Regions from separate parts of the Homo sapiens genome. Here region 2 is linked to region 1. Evidence: read pairs that join two places in POLR2A ChIA-PET (ENCODE). Cell type or tissue: MCF 10A. All regions are shown on one strand. Links, peaks and the distances in the headings refer to the core of each region. The heading gives the core; the rest is flanking DNA.

Evidence for each region. Peaks named below come from ENCODE experiments on the same cell type or tissue, not always from the same donor. Only the 100,000 strongest peaks of a DNase experiment are listed, where the experiment ranks them.
Region 2: POLR2A ChIA-PET joins it to region 1 with 6 read pairs; 2 of 35 experiments call an interaction of 5 or more read pairs at or near these places.

Annotation. Positions count from the first base shown.
Region 1 is chr5:112,180,444-112,185,943 of GRCh38, reverse strand. EPB41L4A (erythrocyte membrane protein band 4.1 like 4A) reads left to right here. Exons shown (of 23, transcript NM_022140.5): 18 at 1,809-1,928. Among named protein-coding and RNA genes, the nearest start is that of SNORA13, 22 kb to the right of the region's middle. In MCF 10A, for the core only: no CTCF peak of the experiment used is centred there; a DNase peak (open chromatin) is centred at 2,403.
Region 2 is chr5:112,264,525-112,270,024 of GRCh38, reverse strand. EPB41L4A (erythrocyte membrane protein band 4.1 like 4A) reads left to right here. Exons shown (of 23, transcript NM_022140.5): 5 at 3,695-3,792; 6 at 5,009-5,129. Among named protein-coding and RNA genes, the nearest start is that of SNORA13, 110 kb to the right of the region's middle. In MCF 10A, for the core only: no CTCF peak of the experiment used is centred there; no DNase peak of the experiment used is centred there.

The DNA.
Region 1 (5,500 bases), core at 602-4,601:
CCCTACCAGCAAGCCTTGTGGGTTTCTGACTGTCACATGAACACAGAATGGCTTTTAGGTGTAGGTTCTGGCTACAAAAATGTGTGTGTGTTTACAGCACACACGGGTACCAACATGCCATTTTCAAATGGGAGTGTTTGTTTCAAAGAATGATTAATAATTATGACCTCAAGTAGTATACCTTCTCATAGTTTTCTTCAGATATTTCTAATATTAAGGTCCATAGCAGTATATGTTCAATTTAAATTTACTCTGTACATGCAATGAGAGAAAGAATTATGCTCTTAAATCTGTGAAAAATACCTTGACAGTATCCTGTTAATCTTCAAATAATAGCCTATTAAAAATGAAAACTTTAGTGAGGAAATACATACACTTCAAAGGCTTGGAGTATGTTACAGATAGTTTTTTACTTAGCACAATTCTTCTTTAATCTAGAGAGATTTAAACAGTTTCTTCCTCACAAAGTGCTGTTCTTTTCAACTTGAATTTGCTTTACATTATGTCTAAGTTATATGTGAAATGAATATTTGTCACCCATCCACTGATTTGCACCTGTAAGCAAATCCAGATATCCAGCCCACAGTCTATACTAAGTGCAATAACAGAGGAACCAAAAGACATCTGTTCAGAGAAGGAAATGCCTCCAAGCCTGCCTGTTCTTTTTACTTTTGTCTCGAAGCAGTTATGCTCATGCAGTTGCAGTACTGGGGTGAGTGCCTGGCAATTCCATGCCGCTCTGTATACCCTGGGAGATGAACACTCTGGAGCAGTTTTCTGAAGAGCTTACATAAATTAGAAGTTAAATATTCAAATAACAGGGGTTCCGTTTTGCCAAAAAAAAAAAAAAAGGCTTCACAGCATCATTGTGGTGCATTCAAGACAGTATTTCACATAAATTAAGTACTTCTTCTCTCCTGCCAATAGTGCACCTCATTATTTGAAAGACTTGATACCTCGGAAGTCCAAAATTTCTGCAGGTTGAGTGTGGTCCATGGGTTTTGTTAAGTCTATATCATGCTTTAGAATTGGTTGCAAGACTTAAAAATTAGAAGAGTTCACTTTAAGAATCCAGATTTGGGGATTATCTTTTTTTAAAAAAATGAGAGGATTTGGTAACACTGTCTTGTGATCTTACATGTCAAGTGCCTGTGCTTCCAAGTCTTTCCCACCTTTCTCTTTTCCTCATTTTCATTCCTTCCCTGCCCACATCCAGCATCCAACTGTCATTCCGTCTTAAACATGTGAGCAGCCATGATGGGAATGGTGTGTCTTATTCAGCTAATGCATTATGCCACCATATTTAACTTTTTGTACTTCTAGATTTCTCTCTCAAAAAATGGGAATTATATTTGGCACCTATTTTTAATGAAAACTTTGACAATTAGCTTGACTTTTTAAGAGTATTTCAAAGTAAAACTATTTATTACTATTTTGACTAGCACATTTAAAATAATGATTTTGTAGCATTGGTTAAGATTGGCTCTATAGCAGACACCAGAGTTTCTTTAGTCGAAACTTAGAAATGTTTAAAATAAGTTTTTGATACATGTCTTTTTCCTAGAAAATTAAAATCAGAAGTCTGCAAATAATGTGTTTACATATATCATGAGTATTATTTACTTCTGAGGGTTTATATATGCTTACCTACATATGGATATATTAATTCAGTTAATATGCATCTTTAGCTATAAATGATCATAATAAAATTTCTGCTGCTTAAATAACATTTAAAAGCAAGTTTAGGATGAACCTAAAACGCGCCATCCATGTAGATGTTAACTTCAGATGCATGGCTTTCCTTTCAGAATACGGCAGGAGAATGATATGGTTGATTCAGCGCCTCAGTGGGAAGCTGTATTAAGGAGACAAAAGGAAAAAAACCAAGCCGACCCCAACAACAGGCGATCCAGACACAGATCTCGTTCGTATGTGGACTCTTTTTATACCTTGATTCAAAAACACTGAATTTGAAGTAGCATGTGGATATTCAGGTCTTCTAAAGTGTTTTAGTTCAACTAGGATTATTTCATTGTTTATTTGTCATATTTACCTTCTAATATTTGTGACATTTATTAACCATGTTTGAAGCCATAGAAGTTGAAGCACAGTCAAAACAAAATGTCATGAAAACAAGGCCCTCAAAGCCATATTTTTGTTTTGTGTTGTTTTTAACCAAAGTATACATTCACCTGAATAAATAGGAATAGTCTTCTTTGTTGTAGAGCCAGGCTGTTGGTGAAATACCTGCTGCTTCTCAGTTTGAGTCTGCACAATTCTCTGAAGTCTTGTTCCAGACTGAACCAGATGTGAATATCTTCCCATCAAAATACAATTTGTGAACAGTAGTCAGTGAGTGATTCATTACACCTCAGTGTTGGAATTTGCGTGCTCCTCCTGTTGCTAGGCAACGCCATGTGTGAGCACAATTACACCGTAATGGTGTGATTGCCAGTCCCCCAAATTAATTGTCTTTGAGCTGGTAAAGTTTCTGTGCGTGTGTGTTTTAAATCTGTGCATTATCAAGATTTAGACGCCTCACTCCCACTCCACTTGCCAAACCATGGCTCACCTTTTTAAAGTGAGCCAAGACTAAGTACAGATCCTTTTGTGATCGTGGGTAGTTAGATGTCTGATGTTGATTACTCACAGGAGGAGGGATTAAGTCCAGTCGTGTATGATAAGGAAATGAAAGGATGTTGGGTAGTGGAGGTAGAGACTGGGTAGGTAGGTAGGGAGCTCTGAGGGAGCCAGGCAGGAGGGTGACAAGAGGACAGCTGTGAGTGCCACATCAGGTTAAAAGAGATTAGGAAAGAACTCTGGAGTGTACCGGGGGGTTCACACCAGGACTCTTTTTACTGTGGGACACTAAGGGACACTTCTCAGTCTTAGATGTTTACCTTTCAATTAGAAATTAACCCCGTGTATATGTGTGTATTTTATCAGTAATGCATCATTATGAGTGATGACTTTCTTTTGTAATAGAAAACCTGCAAATAGTCACTACACCATGTACACCCTTACAGATGTATTAATTACTCTGTAATTTTTTTTTAGCAACCTAATTAAACTGGTAGTCAATTTAAAGCTGAAGTTAATGAAGATTTCCTTTGTTGTGAGATAGCACCTTCCCCCAACTCCATTAAAAAAAAAAGGAAGTTTAGATAAGAAAGAATCAGACCTCACTGAAGGACTTTACCCAAAAGGTGCAGAACCCAAGATTAGATACAGCGTAGTCACGGGTAAATCTTTTGCCACCATATTTTTACCTTTCCATGTGGAATAGTTTTCTATGAAGGACTTGTTATACACAAGGTTTGGCAACTTGATATTAAATCTTAAAACAGCATTCAGTTTTTCTAACTATTTCTAAAGCATTCTGAGTTCAATTAAATGCCAGTAGTACATTTAATTTATTTAAAAAGGGGAAAGTAAAATAAAATTAGAAAAAGTCCTATATATAAGTTTTGAAGAAGTCAAAAAACATTCCTGGAGGCAATAGTAAATAAATGGAACCATTCATTTGTAAATAAAAATTGGGAAATAGAATAATTTAAAATTGTTATTACTATAATTCAGTTATATTATGGAGTAATTATTTGTAGTGGGCCTGGGAATTTAATAATTTTTTAGTCAAGTGGTCGGAGGTTCATTTAACAGCCTTTAAAATTGAGGCAATTTGAGGTGAAATTTACATACAGCCAGATCCTCTCATCTTATATGTACAGTTTAATGAATTTTGACAAATGTATCCATAACCTATCCATCCTGCCAGTCAGGATATAGAATATTTCCATTAACCGGAAAGTTCCTTCATGCTCCTTCTAGTCAGTGCCCACCCCCACAACCAACCACTGTTCTGATTTCTTTTTCTTTTTTTTTTTTCTCTGTCACCCAGGCTGGAGTACAGTGGCCCAATCCTGGCTCACTGCAACCTCTGCCTCCCGGGTTCAAGCCATTCTCCTGCCTCAGCCTCCTGAGTAGCTGGGATTACAGGCACCTGCCATAACACCCAACTAATTTTTCTATTTTCAGTAGAGATGGGGTTTCACCATGTTGGCCAGGCTGGTCTCAAACTCCTGACCTCCAGTGATCCACCGGGCTCAGCCTCCCAAAGTGCTGAGATTACAGGTGTGCACCACTGCGCCTGGTCCACTGTTCTGATATCTATGATGAGTTTTTCTCTCTTGTCGAACTTCATATAAATGTAATAACACAATATATACTCCTTTAAAATACTACTACTTTCACTCAACATGTTTTTGAGCTTCATCCATGGTATCAGTGGTCATTTAAATTTTTGTATATACTGCAATATTTTTATTCATTCTCTTCTTGATGGACAGCTGAATTGTTTCCAGTTTTTGCCATTGCGTTATAGACATTCTCTACAAGTATGTGTGTGGAATTTGTTTTCTTTCGCTTGGGCAAATACCTAGGAGTAGAATTGCTGGATTAGAGGGAATTTGTGTGTTTATTTATTTTTTTTTTTTGAGACAGAGTCTCGCTCTGTCGCCCAGGCTGGAGTGCAGTGGCCAGTCTCGGCTCACTGCAAGCTCCGCCTCCCGGGTTCCACGCCATTCTCCTGTCTCAGCCTCCCGAGTAGCTGGGACAAGAGGCGCCCGCCACCACGCCCGGCTAATTTTTTATATATTTAGTAGAGACGGGGTTTCACCGTGTTAGCCAGGATGGTCTCGATCTCCTGACCTCGTGATCCGCCCGCCTCGGCCTCCCAAAGTGCTGGGGTTACAGGCATGAGCCACCACGCCCGGCCACATGTTTAATTTTATAAGGAATTACCAAAATGATTTCCAGAAAGGTTGGGTCATTTTATACTCCACTAACAAGATACGAGAGGGTCTTGTTCTGCCCCAGTTCTTGTTAGTATTTGAGTTTGTTGCTGCGTTAATTTTCGCCATTCTACTAGGCATGAAGTAGAGATTCCATTGTAGTTTTAGTGAGCATTTCTTTCATGGCTAATGATGATAACCACATTTTTGTGTGCTTACTGGTTATTCATATATCTTCATTTTTAAAGTGTTCAAATTTTTTGTCCAGTTTAATTGGATTGTTTGTCCTTTTTCTTATTCATTTGTAGGTTATTTATGTATTCTGGATAAAAGTTCAATTTCAGATATGCACGTTATGAATGAATACTTTCTCCCAGGCTGTGGTTTGCATTTTCATGTTCTTAACATTGCTTTTTGATGAGCAGACTTTTTAATTTTGATGAAGACCAGTGTATCAGTTTTTTTCATTTCTAGTTAAGGCTTTTTTTTTTTTTTTAATCTTAAGGGGTATTTGCTTACCTCATGGTCACAAAGATAGTCTTATATCTTTTTCTAGCAGCTTTATCGATTTTGCTTTTATACTTAGGTTTGTGTTCCATTTAGAATTAGTTGTTGTATATGGATGAGTAGAGATTGAGAGGTGTTTTTCCTGTAGTCTATCCAGTTCCACCACCATTTTTGAAAAGACTTTTCATTGAAATGCCTTGTGG
Region 2 (5,500 bases), core at 640-4,639, 84 kb before region 1:
TTTCAACATACATTAGATAAATAGAAAACTGTGAGGCCAATATTTCAGGCCCGTCTCTCGTGTTGTGCTGGTGGTGGTGGCAGTGTGTTAAGTACAGATAGAGTGGAAGACAGAATGCTCCTCCCCACCTATAACTCAAAATCTCAGGGGCAGTGCATATACATCGGTTTGTTAGTTTACATAAGGAGGTAACCAGAAACTGCTTCATGAAGCCTCTGCTGTGTACCACAATGTATTCTGGAAACTTCCTTGTTAAGTAGATATTTTTAGTTAGCATTTTTCCCCAGTATGGTACAATGTAACTAGAGTCACAGTATAATTTATTGTCCAAACTCCTGACACTTTAGAGAATGATGAAGTGAGTTATTAATAATTATATATTCATAATAGGCATAAATTAGTACTCTCCTAGGCAGACTGGCACATAGGTTCATCCTAATTAAAACCAGAGATAAATGAGGACTCAAGCATTCCATCATAGCTTTAATCAGAGTGACACAGAAGGAAAGACTCAGCAACTCTAACTTGTTCTAATTTAAATAAAATACTAAATTTACTATAAACCCCATAAAATATACAAAATAAGCAATATATAGTTACTTTAAAATAGGCCCTGAGACGCTATAAAATGTTTAACATATGAAAATATGATTTTACTTTATCACAAATTTGCCTTATGACTCTACTAAGATGCTTGCTATAATAAAAATCAAGTTTTAAATTAAAAATTGTTTGCCTTCAGTTTTTGATTTTTTTTTTAATGCAGTGAGTTAAAGATCTGTGATATCTTTAAAAGGCAGGCTATCCAGGGAAGTTTGAGTAGATATTTTTTTTTCTTTATGAATTTCTCAGAGACAGCAAATGATGTTACCAGTTTTTAGAATTTTGTCTGTTTATCCATGTATCCAACTTGCAAATCAAGAAGTATTTATTAAGCAGCTACTATGTGCTGAGCCCTAGATACTGGGAATGCAGTTACTAATGTGATGTGGCTCCTGTTTCTTTGTATGTGTTTGTCTGTATTTCAGCTCTTTGTTTTCTAATACATATTTTTAATCTCTCTGTTCCTCTGTTCCTCTTTCCTTTTGTCTTTGAATCAGATGTCTGTCATTTCTGTATTTGGCAAAAGATTTGATTGTCTAGTCAGATGTTAAAGTCTTTTTTTTTTTTTTTTTTTTTTTTGAGAGAAGGTCTTATTCTGTTGCCCAGGCTGGAGTGCAGTGGTGCAGTTATGGTTCACTGCAACCTCAACCTTCTGGGCTCAGACGATCCTCCTGCCTCAGCCTCCCAAGTAGCGGTGACTACATGCATGTACCTGGCTGGCTAATTTGTTTTTTGTAGAGATGGGGTTATCACTATGTTGTCCATGCTTGTCTCAAACTCTTGGCCTCAAGCAATCCTCTTTCCACAGCCTCCCAAAATACTGGGGTTACAGGTGTGAACCACTGTGCACAAAGTCTTAATAGAGGAAGAGAAATTTGCATCTCTGACCCATTTCTTAAAAAAATACACTTCAGGAAAAGAAATTTGAAGATGCCAATAGAGAAGGAGGAGGGTGTAGTAAAATGCAAGTTTCCAGCAGCAAGCAGTGATAATTCTCACAGTTGTCTCTTTTGTTTATAAGGTTTTTTTTTTGTTTGTTTTTTTGAGACAGGGTCTTGCTCTGTCACCCAGGCTGGGGTGCAGTGGCGCAATCTCAGCTCATGGCAACCTCTGCCTCCTGGGTTCAAGTGATTCTGCTGCCTCACCTTCCCAAGTAGCTGGGACTACCGGCATGCGCCACCACTCCTAACTTTTGTATTTTTAATAGAGAAAGAGTTTCACTGTGTTGGCCTGGCTGGTGTTGAACTCCTGATCTCAGGTGATCCACCTGCCTCAGCCTCCCACAGTGCTGGGATTACAGGCATGAGCCACCATGCCCACTCTTGTTTATAAGGTTTTGTATTTTAAGTTCTCCTAATTTTACTTGACTCTGCTTTTCTCCTTTCCAAGAGGAGCACAGATGATCATTATCAAGTGGATTTAATGCTCAGGTGAACATTCAGGGAATTGAAAATAGTTAAATAGGGTTGGAAAAAGGTGTGTAAATTATGGAACAGGGTGGTCACTGATCAGCAGCAAGAAGTGACCCAAGAAGTAAGCAGAAGTAAGAAGAAGTCAGTTTTACAAGCTATCTTAAGGAGCTTGAACTTTATCCTAAAGGCAAAGGGAAGTCTTTTGAGGGTTGTTGTTGTTTTTTTTTTAACTGAAAGAGTGACATGATCCTGTTTACATCTTAAGAATCCTGCTTACCTCTTGGGAGGATTGGAAGGAAAGTAAGTATGAGTGATGGCAGAACAGTTAGGAGGAGGTTTTAGAAGTTTAGGAGAGAGTGACCTGGTGTAGGGGATGGAGAGAAGTATAGATTTCAGAAACAGCATATTTGGTGATTGAATGTGGGTGCCAGGGATGATTACACGTTGTTCCCAGGTTTATTTTACGTGGACATCTGAAGGCGGGGGTGCCATTTACTGAAATGGGCAGTGGGGAAACATGGGACATTGAGCAAATTTTCTCTGAAACATATGGTTGCAATAAAAGTTGATGCCAATCTTCCTGAAATAATCAATGTGGTGTCTGATATCTAACACATGTAACATTTCCTCACTAAGTGCTTTGGTTGTGTGCATTTGGAGAAGAGATATTTAATATAGCTGATTATTATAGTTCATTTCCTTTGTTTTTTTTCTTCCCTTCCCAGTGACATCGAGTCACCTTACAAAACAGAAGTCACAAAAGGACAGGCTGAAGTGTGTGAGAGTGTGTGTGCATATGTGTAAGTGCTAGCATCTGAGGATGATGTGGATGGTTAATTATGTTGGTTCATAAACCTCTGGCCCCTCTCAGTCCACTAGCAGAATAGCTGAATAAGAAAAAAAATAAAACTAATCAAAGTTACATGACATCCTGATTGATAGAGTTCCAGGGTCAGATTGCTTGGGTTCTAGCTCTAACTCTGCTGCTTAATTTGTTGTGAGGTCCTGGACAAGTTATTTCACCCCTGAGTCTATCAGTTTTCTCATCTGCACAATGGAGAATATAATATACTGTCTTCATTTTTAAAGTCTTAACCTAAGTTGTTATACATAAATTACTTAGAATGAGTTACCGTGTAGTGTTTAGAACAGTGCATGACATTACTATTATAACAGGTTTTCTTTTGGCAACATGGAATGAGCAGATAATAGGCAGAGTGTTATGTAATATAGGTTGGGTCTTTGTGATTTCTTCCTCCCAGTAAGAGCATGTTGTGGTGGCAGTGGCAGTAATGATAGCTTAAAAGAGCTTGGAGTTATCCTTTGCATTCACCCTGTGAGGTGGATGCTGTCAACTGTTCCAGTTTTGCAGGTGGGGAGGCTGGCTGTTGTAGAGGTTAAGCAGCAGCCTAAGGCTACAGAGGTACTGAATGCTGGGGCTGGGAAGTAAGCCAAGCAGTTGAACTTGAAAGCCGCACTTTTTAGCGACAACCGTGTATTGCCTCTGTAAGGTATGTTTAAGTAGTTCCTGTTCACTCAACAGCCCCCTCACACAAGAATGGGGGGTGACTTTATTTTAATTGAAGGTGATTGGTTGTTAACCTTGATTATCAGGGTCCGAAACCTCAGGTTTGAGTAGTGTAAGAGATCGTTAATCTCTCTTTTTGTTTCTCTTTTAGATATCAGTTTTTCTTGCAGGTGAAGCAAGATGTCCTTCAGGGCCGTCTGCCCTGTCCCGTCAACACTGCTGCTCAGCTGGGAGCGTATGCCATCCAGTGTAGGTGCCACTTAAGCATATTTGCCTCAGAAATGTCTGGAGAAAGTATTTGCATTTTTAAAAGGGAGTTTACATACTAAAACTCTTCTTATCCATGAGATTTTGCAAAAAAAAGAAATTGAATTTATTTGGAATTCAAGTTTTGTTCAGTGTTCCTTCGGAACAGGTAAAAGTGGAGCCTAGTACAAATCCCTTATGGTAGGTCGTATGGAGGTTTAGTCACTGGAATAGCATTGATTCTTGATTAAGTGGAGGGTCTAACAATCTGTTCTATCTACATCTCATCTGAGTTTATTGATTTTCCTCCCCACACCCTCTCCCAAGCTTCTATGTGTCAGAGATCCCATTGCTCCTGCATTGCTGTTGTGAAGAGTCTGCATGGCCAGGTGCTATTGCTAGGTTCCGCATGTGGCATGGGTGTTGAGCTCAGTGCTCTTCAGCTCTTCATGTTAATACGGTGGCTGTGTGGGGTGGCTCCAGGATGCATTGTCATTTTGGAGACTGAGGCTGAGACTACTTCCAGTGACGATTAGACACCTTCTAAGAATCAAGCTAGATGTGGGGAGAATAAGATAGCATGGTCCTTGCCCTTGTGGCACTTGCAGACTAAAAATAATCTAGAAGAAATATGCTAGGAAAAATGTCATAGATGAAGTGGGTTGGGGCTTGCAAGGTAGATTAACATAGGAAGAAGCATTTGTATAGGAGTAATATAGTGGGCTTTCTTGTATCATTTTGCTTCTTTGTGTAAATTGTAATGGGATATGTGCAGCATTGTATTGCATTTCCATGATCATTATTTCAGGCAAAGGTGTATTGAATCACATGCACTGTTTCTTGGTGTCATTATCTGAGAGGATATATTGAGGTCATGGTTGTTTTTCACTTCCAGCATTTCTAATGTTTGTACTTGAAATGCTGTTTACAACATTTTACTTCACATACGTTGTTAAGAGTAATTGAAGTAAAAACGATGATATAATTATAGTATTTGGGAATGCAAAAATAAAGAACTTCTGTTTTTAAGTCCAGAATTTGTTGCTACCATCCGTATATGCTCATCAGATTTGTTTTAGTAAAATTATTTAGTTGTCTTATATGTGAATTTTAGTAAGACATTTGAAAAAATGTTTAAGCATGTTAGGAATATTTTATTTCTATGTTTTAAGGACTATTTTCCTAAAATGGAAAAAACTATGTTATCTTTCTTTTTTAGCGGAGCTTGGAGATTATGACCCATATAAACATACTGCAGGATATGTATCTGAGTACCGGTTTGTTCCTGATCAGAAGGAAGAACTTGAAGAAGCCATAGAAAGGATTCATAAAACTCTAATGTAAGAATCATTACACCATGTCTTATTGCATCATCCATCAGTCATCATCTTCTGATATTCACAAGAAAAGTTTCTAGAATGATAAATTCTTCACCTGTGCATTTAATATTCTAATACTCCTCTTTGTATAGTTTAACTGATTTTAACTCTAAAATGCTCATCGAAAACTTCAGTAATTTAAAAAGTGTAAAGGAGAAAGTAATTTCAATATGTAAAGTTACCATTTTTTGGTCAATGGCCTTTCAGACATCTCTTTGTATGTACAATTTCCCAGAGAAAATTTGTCATACATAGGTTCATGTATTTATGATATTACATAGTGGAATCATTCTGTAAATACTAGATTTTGCAGTCTTTTTTTTTTTCAGTCA